Linked DNA regions of Mus musculus: region 1 is linked to region 2. The links are chromatin loops, found by intact Hi-C in ENCODE. Cell type or tissue: left cerebral cortex. All regions are shown on one strand.

What was found. Hi-C counts contacts between places; a loop is a spot of excess contacts. Peaks named below come from ENCODE experiments on the same cell type or tissue, not always from the same donor. Only the 100,000 strongest peaks of a DNase experiment are listed, where the experiment ranks them.
Region 1: a loop joins it to region 2, with 2.0 times the contacts of the local background. A loop is called at or near these places in 3 of 42 quality-filtered maps.

Annotation. Positions count from the first base shown.
Region 1 is chr4:57,604,209-57,612,208 of GRCm38, reverse strand. The region is part of intron 2 of Pakap (paralemmin A kinase anchor protein); the gene reads right to left. Among named protein-coding and RNA genes, the nearest start is that of Gm52699, 14 kb to the left of the region's middle. In left cerebral cortex, a CTCF peak has its summit at 4,402 (motif pointing right); DNase peaks (open chromatin) are centred at 4,464, 5,551 and 5,819; H3K4me3 peaks cover 478 bases.
Region 2 is chr4:57,430,266-57,438,265 of GRCm38, reverse strand. It overlaps a transcript of Pakap not described here. Among named protein-coding and RNA genes, the nearest start is that of 1700042G15Rik, 70 kb to the right of the region's middle. In left cerebral cortex, no CTCF peak of the experiment used is centred here; DNase peaks (open chromatin) are centred at 3,134, 3,678, 3,858, 4,211 and 1 more place; H3K4me3 peaks cover 2,130 bases; H3K27ac peaks cover 1,898 bases.

The sequences.
Region 1 (8,000 bases), 170 kb before region 2:
TCAATGCTTTTGGCTTTATCCGTCCTGCTCCGAATATTCCCCTTCTTCAGAGGCTACCCAGCATCTCAAAAGGCAGCTTCCAGCACTGACGTTAGAACAAAGCTGCCTGTGGATTCTGACCAAAGCTCACCAAAGGGAGCCGCTGCTATGTATGCGCTTGTGACCTGGGAAGTTTGGAAGCCGAGTCTAACAACATTTGATTAATCTCATGCACCAGACAGGCAGAGGAAGCTGAGCACAGAGAGGAGGGGAGGGGGGAGGAGCGAGAGGAAGAGGAATAGAGGGGCAGAGAGAGAAAGATGGACAGAAAAATTTCTAGTGACTTTTTGGAGCTTACATCATACACAGCCACGTTTGTTTCTGGTTCTGGGAAACAGCCTGGTGTCTTCACAATGACGCCCCTCTTCTTGTCAGGCTGGCCCACGCTGGGCTCCACTTCTTAGAACCTCTGGCTCCCGCTAATACATTTCTCATGTAACACACGCAACCGTGCGTCTGGTATTATTTTACCCTTCAAATCTAATTAGCCCCACAAGCAGAGGCTGGATAAGGAAAAGGCGCCCAGGTCTCGAAGGAAAAACATTAACTTATGAAAAACTATTTTTTTCATTGAGAAAAAAAAAATCACATGCCTTTGGTCCTGAAGTGCCTCTGTAAGCAATGGAATCTGGGATGACTGCGTTTTTTGACACACACAGAAAGGATCATTTTACAAAGTCCTTCCAAGATTGGTAGAGTCACGTGGTCCAGAGAGGCACTGGAAACAGCTGGGCCGCAGGCCTGGGGCAAGCCTAGACAGATCCCTGCTTTATGGGTTCCCTAGTCCGTTTCTAATCAGAGAGCCCAGAAAAAGCACCACTGAGATCTGTATCTACAGCCCTTGAATTCATACCAGAGTATCTTTTCCACAGTATTGCGAAGCCTGTGACACCAGAGCCATGCCTTCTATATCCACATTCTTGTCATTAGTACTTTACCAACAAAAATAAGCCTTTCCATGTTTGTTGAGTGAATGCATGAAAGCCTAAGCAGTCCATGAACAATCCTAAGTGAGACGAAACAGGAGCTGAGTTACATGGGGCTGTGCCGAAGAGGGCCTCTGCCGTGGGTTGGTTATACCTGGTGTCACTTGAGAGCTCATGAGGCTGCCATTTCCCTTGATGATGGTACGTGTTGGAGACAGACCCTGTGTCTGACTTGAAAAGAAGGAGCAGTTCTAAAACAATCTGAAACTTTGGGCACTGAAATAGACTCAGGCACTTGAGTGAAATTGGAATACTCTGTAGGTAGGAGATCCTGGGGTGGTCAAGAACCAACTAGGGCAAACTTTGGCAAGCAACTCCTGAAGCCAGTGAGTTTCAGTAGTCATTGTCAACTTGAGGGGACCTAGAGTCACCTAGACGGTGGGTGCGGCACACCTGTGTGTCTGTGAGAACATTCCATATCACCTTGGATACAAATGGCACCATTCCATGCCCTGGAGGATAGGGTAAACTAAAACTGAGGGAAGAGGAGATAGCCAGCCTTCCCCCTTCTCCACTTCCTGTCCCACTGTGATGATCAAAGCTGCTTGGTTACGCCTCCCCATCATGATGGACGGGCACCTATGAAACCAGAACCCAAAGAGCTCCCTTCTCCTGTAAATTGTTCATTTTGTTCTAAGTATGACTGTGAAAATTCCAGAGCTAGAGGGTCTAACCCACGGCCTGAGGCCTGGGACAGCTTGTGTGGCTGTGTCACACAAAATAAACATATAATGCAATCTGTGGGCTGTTGTATACCCTTGGTTTAATGTGCAGCCAATGACAATTTTTTTGTCCAATGGCGTCGTAGAGAAGCCCAAAGGAACTCCAGACCCTGCTTTATCGTCTCACAACCCAGCATAGACCTTATGTCAGTTATGCATGTGGCATAGAAGTTTACCACAGTTACATAATGTCCCGCACATGTTGTGGTGGTTCCAATAGGTTTGGCTCGCAGAGAGTCGTGCGTTTGAATGCTTGGTCACAGGGAGTGGCACGATTAGGAAATGTGGCCTTGTTAGAGGAAGGGCATTATGACTCTGTAGGTGGCTTTGATGTCTCATATATATTCAGTTCTGGCCAATGTGGCATAGTCCCCTTCTGCTGCCTGTGGATCAAGATGGAGAACTCTCAGCTCCTCATCCAGTGTCATGCCTGCCTGGATGCTGCCATGCTTCCCATCGTGATGATAATGGACGGAACCTCTGAAACTGTAAGCCAGTCCCAATTACATGTCGTCCTTTATAAAAGTTGCCTTGGTCATGGTGTCTTCACAGCAATAAAACCCTAAGACATATGCCAATCGCATTAAATGGATCCCAAGTCTTTATTTTACACCCAATTCCAAACTAAACATACTTTAATCATTTTTAATCATAGTGGGTTAGAGAAGAGCATTTTCATGAAAGTATATATAAACTAAATTTTCCAATCTCCTCCCTCTTTTTTGAGACAGGGTCTCATTATTCAGCCTTGACTGGCCTGAAATTTGCTGTGTAGGTTGGCCTCAAACTAATAGCTATCCACCTGCCTCTGCTTCCCCGGTGCTGAGGTTAAAGGTATGTACCACACTGGGCTAATCCCTTTCTTGATCCACAGGCTCTGACTTTGACTTTAGGTTTAAAAGAACTAATCTTTTGGTGGTTTGTGGTCTCACACAGAACACCAAAGAAGTCAAGACTGTCTGTTCTAATTTATAACCATTGATCGCTGCAGGAACATTGTTTGGAGAAAGAAAAGAGGGCCCCAAAGATGAACATACACAGCACACGTATGTGATCCAGTTGTTGAGAGGGAGAGAGGGGGCCAGAGGGAAGGAGCAAGGAACTCTTAGAGCCAGCAGCTTCCAGTGAGGTATGTAGAGGCGTGGCCACTGAAACCTATGCCCCTCCAGCCGTGCAGGTTTGTCTGTGATCATGGAAAAGAGAGCGGTGGAGATAGAGGATCAGGTTATCAGGGACCCTGTCACCTGACCCTCGAGCCTGGAGAAGAAGGGTCTTCTCTTGTTTCCCAAATAGCTAACAGGATATTAGAGGAACTTGGCAGGTGCCCCTGGAATCAATTTGTTGTTGAAGTTTATTGCTTAAAACACAAACAAACTTATTTCTCACCAGAATTACTGAAATGTGGAAGCTTCTGTGAAATTTTCTTCAAGGTGAGTTTTAAATGTATTACATGCCTTGGCTAACTTAGTATGAGTGAATAACTTGGAATTGTGGGATTCATGGCAACTATCTAGCATTGATTGCTCTGTCTCTTTCTCTCTCTCTCTCTCTCTCTCTCTCTCTCTCTCTCTCTCTCTCTCTCTCTTTCTCTCTCTCTCTCTTTCTCTCTCTCTCTCTCTCTCCAGGGCTTTTAAATGATGTGTCCCAGAAAATGTTCCCCAGGAATTGCCATCATTGTCAGGAGAAGCCAGAAAAGTCGGTTACTAACACACGTTTGCCTCTCAGTTCTAAAACACGGTGTGATTAGTTTTCTGACATTAGGACTCATGATGGGTGCCTTCCTTGCCAATCTTAACTGTCTCAGACTTGTATACCTGTACACGCGTGTATGGCAGTGTGCGTCATATGCATCACAGTGCATGTATGGTGGTCAGAGGACAACCTCGAGTATCAGCCCTTGGCGTCTACCTTGTTCGGACACAGGGTCTCTTGCTGTTCTGTGTGTTACTAGGCTAGCTGGCCTGCAAGCCATCAGGGTGTTCCCTGCCTCTGCCTTCCATCCTGACACAGAAACACCACACCCAGTTTTACATGGGGCCAGGTCCTCGCGTGTGGGCATCAAGTGCTTTACCCACTGAACTCTCTCCCCAGCCCAAACTCAAGGTTTAATGACAATAGCAAGCCTGTCACTGTGAACCATCCATATCTGTGCCCTATTCTGAAAGCACCAAAGTGTACCACCCATGCATGCTTTGGGGTCTTTGAGTTTTCCCATCCAGGGCTCTAAATTTAGAAAATAATACAGGTAATCAAAGATTTGCATTAAAACACAAAACAAAACAAAATCCACAAGCTCAGAAACATGAACAAAATCAACATTTAGTTAAATGAGTTCTTGGGTAGTCACTACCTGGCTAAAAATAAATAGACCAGGCCAGCATTTCCAGAGGCCTCTTCAGGTGTGGTGCCAAAGTCAGCATGTCTCCCTCCACTTGACAGGAGCCCTGACAGCAGCGTTCTGTGTTATAACTCTTCATAGGCCCTCAGGTTACAGGATGCTGTCGCTCACAGTCATTATTTGCACCATTAAAAGACTGGGCAGTAAATAGTCTCTGAAAGCCTTATTTATACTTCTCCCATTTTTATAGCAGCCCAGTTAAGAAGCACTCATTAGCGTGTTTTAATATGCCTTCTCATCCCGACAAAATATGAGGAATGCGGTTAAGAAACTTCATCCACGAGGGGGCGCCACATCCCTTTATGTTCTTCTCAGCGGGGAAGCCAACCCTTCTCTGGCCTGGTTCCCAGTGAGGCTACCAAGACACAGGCTGTGTGGGAAATCCACTGAATGACTTCGTTACCTTATTGCACATCACAAAATGGGCTCGTCGGCTTAAATTCAATCCAGAAAGGTTGCCAAAATTCTCGAGCAGCTGCTTCCAAGAGCGAACCTGTGTGTCAACGACTTTTCCACTAAGAACCAAAGTCCGTGAAATTGAGGGATGGGGGGTGGCGAGAACATTTGGAATGGACAAAGGGCCCTGTTTCCAACCCGAAATGAAACACAGCTGGCTTACAGCTGTGCTACCTCCTTCACCGCACATGGAGTCAAGTCGCAACACAGAATGAAGCTTTCTGTGATGGCCTCTGAGCCTCCCCTGCCAGCCACCGGCTACTCGCTTCCTGTATTCCCTTTGATACACACGGACTGTGTATACTCGGGTCCAGTTCATCAGGGAGACGGGTTTCTCCCTAAGTCCCTCATCCACCTCTACACTCTGGCTTCTGATTTTTGTGGGTTTTTTTTTTTTCCAGATCTTTAAGCCATGAAGACATCTGAACTCTTCAATCACAGAAGGTTAAGATTTTAAAATTATACTTGCTTTCTCTGTGATTTATAACTATTTATATTTTCCCACCCTGACAGTTCTCTGCACTGGACCAAGCCTGGGTGCCAAGTGTGCACCAGAGCAGGACATTAAGGTTATGCACAGCGCGTTTCTACTTTAAAACCAGCCTCACATCATGCCAAAAGGCCAGGGACCGCACCCGAGTGTCAAGCAGCCACACAAGTCCCAACTGGGGTGTTTTCACATTTTAAATGCTCACTGCAATTCAAATCTTAACCATAGACTTATAAGCTTAACTTATATTAGTTAAGGGAGCTCTGTACTGCATGTCACTTTGTTCAAATCATTTTACGTTCCTCAGGTTTGTTCTTAACATACTGATTTACCGATTTGGACAGTTCAATTTGAGTGAAGGCATCTATCCGAATGCAGCTAAGACAAGACTGTAAGGTCCATAGTTTGGATCCTATTCATTCTTTGGAAGAGTGGGAAGTACTCCCCTCCGGGCAAACCGGTCTAGTTTTAGACTTGGTACAAAGTGTAGGACAGTCCTGAGAATGTGGGCTTCTGAGTCAGCTAGCATCAGGATCAGGAAGTGGCTTTGGAACTGTCCTTACTCTCTAATGACACTCCCATGTGACAACCCCTCTGACCTCATGAGAAAAGTCTCATTCCCTGGTCCTTTCAACTCTTCTCTGTAACTGATCTTTTGGTCACTTTCCCATATCAGCTGGTGACTTCATCTGTTGGTTCATAGAATCCACATGAAGTGCTGCCGCTATCACCCCGGGTGACTCACACAAGTCCTGTTGCCATGACTCCCTGACAACTCATTTCTGATAGCTTCCATCCCCACACTCCTCATCCACCTACACTCAAGGCCAAACTCTAACCTCTCCTCACGAATGAAATGTCCCAATGCAGCAGCCCAGACCCCAGCCAGGTTCTCATCCTTCCATGTCTCTCACTAGCTCGTGCTCACCACATCTTTGCTTGGACCCCATCCTCAACTTCTTTTTCTCCTGATCTATCAACAGCTCTTCCAGTTTCCCTTCACATCTTTTCAGCTAAGATCATGTGGATCAGTAGCCTCAACAAGTCTCATCCTACACCATTAACAAACTTTTAGCTTCCTTCTGCCTATGGTCAGCTGACAAAAGTCCCAAATCAGGGTTAATCCCATCCTTCGTCCCCAAGATCAAATACCTTGATGTAAGTACCAACTACATGCGTAGGGTCTTCTATCTCAGCCAGGCCGCCAATGCAGTCCTGGAACCTTTGTATCAACTCTCCAGAGTCAGTGAAAGACACATCTAGTCCAACTCAAGCTTATGCTTAATATCCATAGAAACTCAACATAGATTGTGTTGTTTATAAATAAAGACTATTAGCCATTTATCTGCGTTCTGTTGCTTCTTGACCTCTGAGGGACCATCCCCATCAATAGCTGTCACCTCTTTCTCTCATTTAAGAATTTAGAGTCTTCTTTCTTTCTTTCTTTCTTTCTTTCTTTCTTTCTTTCTTTCTTTCTTTCTTTCTCTCTCTCTCTCTTTCTTTCTTTCTTTCTCTCTCTCTCTCCTTCTCTCTCTCTCTTTCTTTCTTTCTTTCTTTCTTTCTTTCTTTCTTCCTTCTTTCCTTTCTTTCTTTCTTTCTTTTTCCTCCCTCCCTCCCTCCCTTCCTTCCTTCCTTTTCCCCTTCTTCTTCTTCCCCCTCCCCTCTCTCTCCCCTTTCCCTTCCTTCTCCTCCTCCTCTTCCTTTCTTCTTCTCCTCCTCCTCCTCCTCCTCCTCCTCCTCCTTCTTCTTCTTCTTCTTCTTCTTCTACTTCTTCTTCTTCTTCCTCCTCCTCCTCCTCCTCTTCCTCTTCCTCTTCTTCTTCCTCTTCTTCTTGTTCTTCTTCTTGTTCTTCTTGTTCTTGTTCTTCTTGTTCTTTCTTCTTCTTGTTCTTCTTCTTGTTCTTCTTCTTGTTCTTCTTCTTCTTCTTCTTCTTCTTCTTCTTCTTCTTCTTCTTCTTCTTCTTCTTCTTCTTCTTCTTCTTCTTCTTCTTCTTTTCAAGACAGAGTTTATCTGTGTTTCCTAGCTGTCCTCAAACTCAGAGATCCTCCTGTCTCTGCCTCCTGACTGCTGGGATTAAAGTATGCACCGCCAACCAACTGACCTCAGAGACTTTCTCTACATAAAGAATCCATGTACACCCTATGTCCTTGAGAGCCTTGGCTTTCTTCTTTGCTTTACAGCCACGATACTTAGAAAGGCAAATGCTTCACTTGACATTCCCACTTCCTCTCAGCTCAGCTGTATACCCACCTGTCTACCAGAGCTTGCTTGTCCATTCTTCTCATGGCTGCCAGTCACTTTCCAGTTGGTATGTTCAATGGATGCTTTCCAGACTTGTCTAGTTACTGTCAACTCTGCTTGGCATCATGTATTGCTCCCTGCTTCTTGAAAAGTCCTTTCCTCTTCTCTAACCACTCCCCTTCTGCCTACTGATTTCTCTCCTACCCTCTGGCTGCCTCATGCCTTAAATGTGGGTTGTCAGACTGACTTACGTTCTCCATTCTTTCCCTGGATAGCACCATTCAGTTAGTCACATGGCTGTGGTTCCCAAACCAGGTCACACTCCTGTCTTATGTGTTTCTATATCCTTTTGCCACACCAGGCACCTCATCCGTGTGTTTAAAAGATACACTGGTATCAGTACATCCATACTAAGGTTATTCTTTTCCCTCATATGTGTTCATTACCAACCATCTGCTCTCCTGTATATGAAACACAGACTTCTCCATAATTTATTTCTCCATATTTCTTATTCCTTATTCAATCAGCTCCAAGATCCAGCAACTCAATGCCATACTCACCACATCTACACCTTCTTCCCTATCTCCACAGCCACGTTCTGCCTCCACCTGGTCCCTAATCTATTCTTTGATCAACAATGACATAGATGCCTTTGACTGATGTTCCTG
Region 2 (8,000 bases):
TTGACAACCTTAGCTTATTGAAGACTATCAAATAAATTGATTGTCCCCTTCGCTGGGGAAGACACTTATAGCTCCCAGGTAGTTGGTTGGTTGTGACTGTTTCTAAGTCACCTGTTTTAAATACCTCAAGAAGAAAAAAGGTTTAGGGGTTTTATGTCATTTCTAGAATTGACGTTTTATCGTTGTCTTCAGCAACCCTGGGAAACACTCAGGATGAAATCTGAAACCTCATGAAGCATCTAATGCTTACTTTTTCCCTGAAGGGTTGGGTGTGAAATGCCCCCTACAGGCTCATGTGTTTGGACACGTGATGACCAGGTGGTGATGCTGTGTTATGGAAAGGTTATGGAACTTTTAGGAGGAGCCTAGGTGGGGCAGGCTTTGAGCAGGGCAGCCTGGCCCAACCTGCTATTCTCATTCCTCTGCTGGGCAGCAGATACAATGTGACAGGTTGCCTTCATGCCTTCGTTGCCATGATAGAAGATATCCACTGCCGAAACTATACCCCAACCTACATCCTTTATCACCTAAGTCATTTTGGACAGAATATTTTTATCACAGTAGAAGAGAAACCATCAACTGAGTGCATGCGTGTGTGCACACACGTGCACACATACACCATACAAACCCTTACATAACCCACACTCACACACACTCATACACACGGATGTCAACACGTGCTCACACCACTCACACACACTTACATAAACACACACTCACACGATTCTTCAGCCTTATCCCTGGACCATCTTCTGCTCATTCTTTAAAGCTCCAGACACACCACCCTTCCTTCAGTTCTTCCAACATAGCCAGATAACTCCTGCCTCAGGGCCTTAGCACATGCTGCTTTCATGGCTCTCTCTTCCCTCCACGCCTCACTCAGCCAACTCTACTCCTCCTTTAGCTCTCGAGTTAAATATCCATTTCTCAAGGCAGCTTGGTAGCTTCCCTGGCTAGCCCATCCAACCCCCACGCTCTTCCCATCAGTTCCTCTGCATCCTTTTTTTTCTCACAGCATGTGTTAAACCTTGCATCATATAGCCCCTCTGCTTACTGGTCTCGCATCCACCCTTTCATGACTTTGAACTTTATGCCATGAGAATCATGACTGTTTTATCGTCCATTGATAATCTCAACAAATACCCTTGATGAAATGAAGAAGCTAATCCAGATGTGTTCCTTCTTCACATTGATTTTTCACAAATCTAAGCTGGTCACAGTAAGTGAAGGGGACTGGGACTGTCTGACTCATATCAGAGCAGCCTGGCTGCCTGGGATGAGCTGAGGGATGAGACTGGCACCGCCCAAGTGCCAGGCTTGATGTTTGAGAAAATTTGTTAGACCCAGAAAAATGTAGTATCGTGCAGGAAAGAAAGGAATGGAACGCTACTCACGTTCAGGAAGTGAGGAGAGTATGGTAGACAGACAGCTGGAAATTAGTTAGGTTTGAGGGAAGGTAAGAAGGACTTCCAAATGTCATGTGGGGTGAAAAAGCCAAGGTCAGGCTGACCAGGGTCTATAGAGAGAGGAAGGTATGAAGGAGGCACACCTGGTACCAACCATAGCTAAGACCAGGAGAAAAGAGTGGGGAGTCCTGCAGAGTCTGAGCCACAGTTATAGAGACCAGATGCTAGTCTAGGATAGACGCATTATCATAGACACTGTTCCTCACCCACACAACAAAAACAGGCTGCCATGGACCCAACACTATGAGACAACTGGGCCAGCATTCAATCCCTGGTAAAGAGCCGTATCCATAGTGAAGAATGTGACCAATGGGGAAGAAGCATTCCAGAGGCCAAGCTGCCCAGTTTCTGTACTGAATAGCAGGAGCTTGCCCCAATACTCACTTCTACAATGTCGTCATGGGAACTGCAGTAGGCAGCTGCCCTTAGGACATTGTGTTTCTCTATAAACTATCTGTGGTCTGCAGAGCTAACATAGCAGGTAAAGGCATGTGCTGCCGAGCCTAATGACCCAGGATCCACACAGCAGAGGGAGAGAACCAACTCTCACAGGCTGCCCTCTGACCTCCATGCCTATGTGTTATGGAACACACAACACACAAACACACACACACACAATAAATAAATAAATATTTTAAATTATGGAAATTGTTTAAAAACTGGCTTTCTGCCAACCTGAGACCCTGAAAACTGCCAACAGAGAAATCTGGAGACTACAGCAATAATAATAAACAATAGATACTACTTACAGACACTAAGTGAGACTTACTAAGCATGCTTTGTCCTGGGTCTGTTCTAAGATGTGTATATATGTATTAGCACATGTGTGCATATATGTATATGTATAAAAATTGATTAATATTTACTAAACAAACAAAAAAAACCCTGCACAAAACAGCTGCTCTTATTATTTCGTTTTCCAGGTGGGAAAGTGAAACCTGAGAGACTGCCATTATTCAGCAATGTGTCAAAGGACTCAGTCCCAGACAACGCGACTCTGGAGGCCCGCTCTTAACCTCTAACTCCTCTATTTGTCCTCATGATTTACAAAGCCCTTCAAAGGAGAGGCAAACAGTATCCAGTCCCCTCAGTAACACTAACTAATAAGGAATATCTTTCCTGTTGTGCAGTTGGGGAAACTGAGGCTTATGGCCATTAAAACACTGGTGAAGGAAATCAACAAATGCTGTTGCCGGCCAAGCACTATTTTCTACAAGCCCAGCTCACTCCTAACTTCCCACACCACCTCTCATTCCTCCTTCCTGCAGGTTGAGGATTAGATTGCATCTATACATACAACTGGCTATGCAGAAAATAAAAGCTGAATCTCGAGTTTGGGGGTCTGGCATGGAGACCCTGGTATCTTAAAACATGACATTATTTCCAACCTGAAATATTATTTCATATGGCCTCGGAGTCAGTGAGTATCCGTGGGAAGAGAGGGAGTAACTGACCATGTGAGCAAAGATGTAATTGCTGGCTTTCCTGGAGAGGCAGGCTAACGCCTGTCACACGAACCTTACTGCAGTATCAGCTTAGGAGCATGACCAGGAACTGGGAGATGCAAAGACAGAGAACCGAGCACCCTAAGTCGGGGTCCACACCGGGAGCCCTCATTGTATCTTTCTGGTTACCGCCTCTCTTGTCTCCATGCCATCTTTTCCCCACCCTCTCAAGCAAGCAATGCGGGCGATGCCCAACGTTGACATTGAACCTCAGACTGCCGCTAGGACATTTCTGTCTCATTTCTCCGATTGCCCCAAGAGCAAATCAATTATTGTGGGTCCGCTGGTGGCTTCTAGTAGCCAGTTCTGGCTCATATCTCCCACAACTCATCATCCTTGCTTACACCACATCTGCTTCGAATCCGCAGTGACACCCCCTACACATACACACACCTCTTAACTGCAGTCCAATAATGCTGACATGGTCAGAATCGGAAGTAATGGCTATTGAGGCCAACTCCCCCAAGAAAGGCAAGGTCGGGGCAAAAACCCAGAGGAGCTCAGAACAGATCTGGCTCCTTAGAAACCTGACCCACCATGTACCCCAAGGCAGTGGCACAAATCCCCGCGGCTCAGGACTGCCCGATACCCGCTTCGCAGAGGCTGCTATAGAAACATCGAGACGAACACACTGGACTGAAATTAAACACCCAGGCTGGACCGAGTTGAGCGGGGATCGGTCACCATGGCAACATGCCCAGAGAGGCAGCGAGCGACGCACGGCGCGGGGATACTCACTCCATCGCGGGGCTCCGGGCAGCCCGGCGCGCTGCTGCGGGGCTCCGGGCGCTGCTGGCCTCTGCCAGGGCCGGGGCACTCTGGCCGCGCGCTAGGTGGAGCAGCCAAGCCGTCCCCGTCCCCGCCCGCTTCCCTCCTCCCCTGGAGCACTGGCAAGAAAACGCTCAGGCTCTCGCAGCTCCCAGCCTGCGAATAAAACGGGAAGCAATTGGATAACGTTATTCGCTGGGCGCTAGACCGAGCCTCTTAAGGGGATCCTAAAGGGAGCGTGCCACCAGCTGTACGACCGGGGAGGCGGCCACCTCGCACCCTAGTCCCCCGGGCGCCTGAGGCTCCAGGTGCGCCCGCGACTCCCCTGGGACCCACGGCGGCGCCGGGCGGAGCTCCGGAAGAAGCGTGGGAGGGGGTGAGGGGCGGTGGCGACGGGTGGCACAGTCTAAGGTCGGTAGGGAAACGATGGAGTCTTCGGCAAGGTGGCAGCTGTCGCCACCTAGAAGTTGCAGGAGGCTTCTGGCCTCTGCGAAATAGCAAGCCTTGCCACCAGTGGGGCTTGTCTGAGACTGTGAAACGCCATTGTGCCAGCGCAGCCGGTATCTGCGGGAGGTACCAGAGAAACTCCAGCGGCGCTGCGGCAAGTTCATGCGGTGTTTCCACTCGGGCGACCCCACGCCCTTTCTCAGTGACACTCCATATTCTCCAATCTCCTGACTGCCAGGAAGATATTCTTCAGATGTCCCTCCCTGGTCTGTTTTCTTGAACGACGTCTGTTTTCTTGTTAGATTGGATATGATTCTCCAAGTTACCTCAGCCCCACCCTGTGGTAATAAGCTTCACACCCTTGTCACTCCCAGGCATGATTCTCTGCCCACGACAACTCGAAGAGGTATCTACTAACAGGTCCCTCACCCACTGCAATGATCAGTGAGTGGAGCAAGCTTCAGTGTCTCCACGTATTGCCTGGTCCGTCTACTAGGAGGGCTGTTGGGTGCAATCTAGGCAAAGCCATCAATCCCTGCAGTAGCTGAGCTCCAGGCTAAAAGAGAAAGACAATGCATGGAGGAGGGGAGACACCCCCCCCCCTCGCATGGCTGAAAATGTTATAAATAAATAAATAAGGTCAGAGAAATGGCTCAGTGGGTAAAGGTGCTTGCCATGTAAGCCTGAAGACCTGAGTTCTATCAAGGTGGAAGGGAAAGAAGCAATTCCATAAAATTGTCCTCTGACTTCCACATGTCCTGTCGCACCCATCCACCCACAAATACATACTCAAAACATGCACGCGCGCACACACACACACACACAAATGTTTGTTTCTTTGCTTGTTTCTCGAGACAGGGTTTCTCTGTGTAACAGCCCTGGTTGTCCTGGAACTCTCTTTGTAGACCAGGATGGCCTTGAACTCACAGAGATCCACCTACCTCTGCCGGGATCCCCAGTGCTGAGATTAAAAGCGCACCTTTAATTAAAGCCACCACCCATGCATGACTTGTTCCATTATAATTCTTTATCAGAATATGCAGTGTCTGATGATCTTAAATTTACTTGTGATGTTTGCAGAACTCTATGAATAACCCAAAATTTACTGGGGTTTTTTTGTGATTTTCTTGGTAATTTACTTGCATCTTTTAGTGATATGCACCCCCTGTAATCCCAACGCTGATTGGGTAGGCAGAGGAGGAGGAAGAACACATTTTCAATGTACAAAGTAAAGTTAAGACTTTCTCAAAGATAAACAATCAAAGCAAAGTTGAGTGCTCTACTTAGCCAGAGGCTTGAAGAAAGGATTTTCTACCTGACTGGAAAGGAGAGTGGATACAGATGGGCACTCAGCAGGAGCCAGCATCAGGTGAGGACTTCAGGCTGGAAAGGGCCCCACCCATTATCAAGATAAAGAAAACAGAGTAATTGCAATAGAGACTCCTGCCTTCCCTCTCTAGGGAGTGAGCTGGAAAGTCAGGACCAGTGGGTGTTCGTGGAGCTGTCTGTCCACATATGCTCCTGTCTCCTCAGAGCTCTTGGAGACAGGTAGGAAATCATCAAAGCCTTTAGCACTCATGCCTCTCCCGCTGCCATCCTCCCTGGATCCTTCCAGGGAGGTTTTCATACTCACCAGCTGGACCAGAAGCTCACAGATTGGTGTGACTGGTTGGCCAGAGACCAGTAAAAATCTGCCTGTCTCTTCTTTCCCAGCACTGGGATTACAAATCAGTGCCGCCATGGTACAGTTGTACCATGCTTGGTCTTCTTGTGGGACTCCTAACCGTGGGAGGAAAGGGGCTGTCTCTGACTCTGTTCCCTGTTTTGGGGACTCTTTTCCCCTTGCTAGCCCCATCCAGCCTTAATAGGAGAGGAGGTGCCTAGTCTTATTGCAACTTGATATGCCACAGCTGATGGATACTCATGGGAGGCTTGCCCTTGTCTAAGGAGAAGAAGAGGAGTGGATGGGGGAGGGGAGACGAGGGAGAGGACAGAAGAGGGGAGGGCAGAAGAGAGGAGGGCAGGGAGGGACTACCAGGAGAGGAGGAAGGTAAAACTGTGGTTGGAATGTAAAATAGATAAATAGATAAGATAGATAGATAGATAGATAGATAGATAGATAGATAGATAGATAGATAGATAGATGGATGGATGGATGGATGGATGGATGGATGGATGGATGGATGGATGGATAGATAGATAGATAGATAGATAGATAGATAGATAGATAGATAGATAGATAGATAGATAGATAGACAGATAGATTTTTAAAAGAAAGAATGAATGAAAAAAGAAGGAAAGAAAAGAAGTCATTGCTACTTGGTCAGCTTTCTTTACATGGATGCTGGAGAACGCACTTACACTTTACCAACTGAGCCATCTTCTCTGGCCCTGACCTACGCTTAAAAAGTCAGAGATCCTCAGTCCTGGGCTAACTTACCAAGTGTCTTCAAAAAGCTAGAAGACCCTGGATTCTACAAAATTCTGTTCCAAGGGGCTTCCTTACTGAAATCATTTCTTTTCAGCCTTACCAGTTCCAGTCTTCCTGTCTATGCTTCAGTCCTCACATAGGGAGAAGGAGCAAAGAAAAGCCAAGGACCTGTGGTGCCAGTCAGCTCTCAGGAAGGTTCTCAGGCTCCTCCTCCACTCAAGTCTTTGTCCACAGTGTAGTCATATGGTGTCCCAAGTAAGTTTCCAGAGAGACTGGACAAAGCAGACGTCATTCAGCACAGCCAGGAATACAGCCCAAGTTATGTGCTTGTACTCCCACGAACAGAGAAAAATGAATACTGAAAGGCAGCCATGGATCAAAGCTTGGCCCATGCCATGTCACAAGCTTTAGCATTCAGGCTTCTGGGTCCCCAGGCCCATGGCCATAGTTCATCATAAGGTTCATGCGATGATTTGTATATGCTCGGCCCAGGGAGTGGTGCTATTAGAAAGTGTAGCCCTGTTGGAGTAGTTGTGGCCTTGTTGAAGTAGGTGTGTTACTGTGGGTGTGGGCTTAAAACCCTCGCCCTAGCTGCCTAGAAGCCAGTCTTCTAGCAGCCTTCAGATGAAAATGTAGAATTCTCAGCTCCTCCAGCACCATGCCTGCCTGGATGCTGCCATACTCTCACCTTGATGATAATGGACTGAACCTCTGAACCTGTAAGCCAGCCCCCAATTAAATGCTGTTCTTATAAGAGTTGCCTTCATCATGGTGCCTGTTCAGAGCAGTAAAACCCTAAGACAGTCTCCCATGGCATATTCAGTGCAAACATCTCGGTCTTCTAGCGTGGGTTCTAAGGAGTGCTTGACGGTTTGGTCACTCAGTTCTTTCCCCTTTCTTCCTCTTCTTGTTTCTTGAAGTCAGTTTTACGGAGTGTAACTTACAGATAACAAAATTGGTCCTTGGAGTGAGTATACAGATCCCTTCACCTCCCCGCCCAAGCACAACTGCATATGTTTCTTTAAAAAAAAAAAAATCAAAAGCTTGCCGGCTATGCCGCCATTGTACTCATGGATATGGAACCATCCTCTGGGGCACAAGGTTCTTAAGTAATTCACGAGAACTGTAATTCCTTTTGGGGGTCAGGTTGCTTATATCAGCAATTTGCTGACTCCTGAGGGCTGCCCACTATCTGTGGACCCTAGACTCTTGCACCTTCTGGGGAGGATGGCGGCTGCTTACCTTTGTGTTGTTTTATTCGTATCGCCTTCTGTAGATGAAGAGACAGTAGTTTGGAGTATTAAATGCCTGGCCCTGTCTGGTGTTAGCAAGCGTAAAAACTATCACCAGACCTAACATCTTTAACCTGGTGGTCTAGAAAAA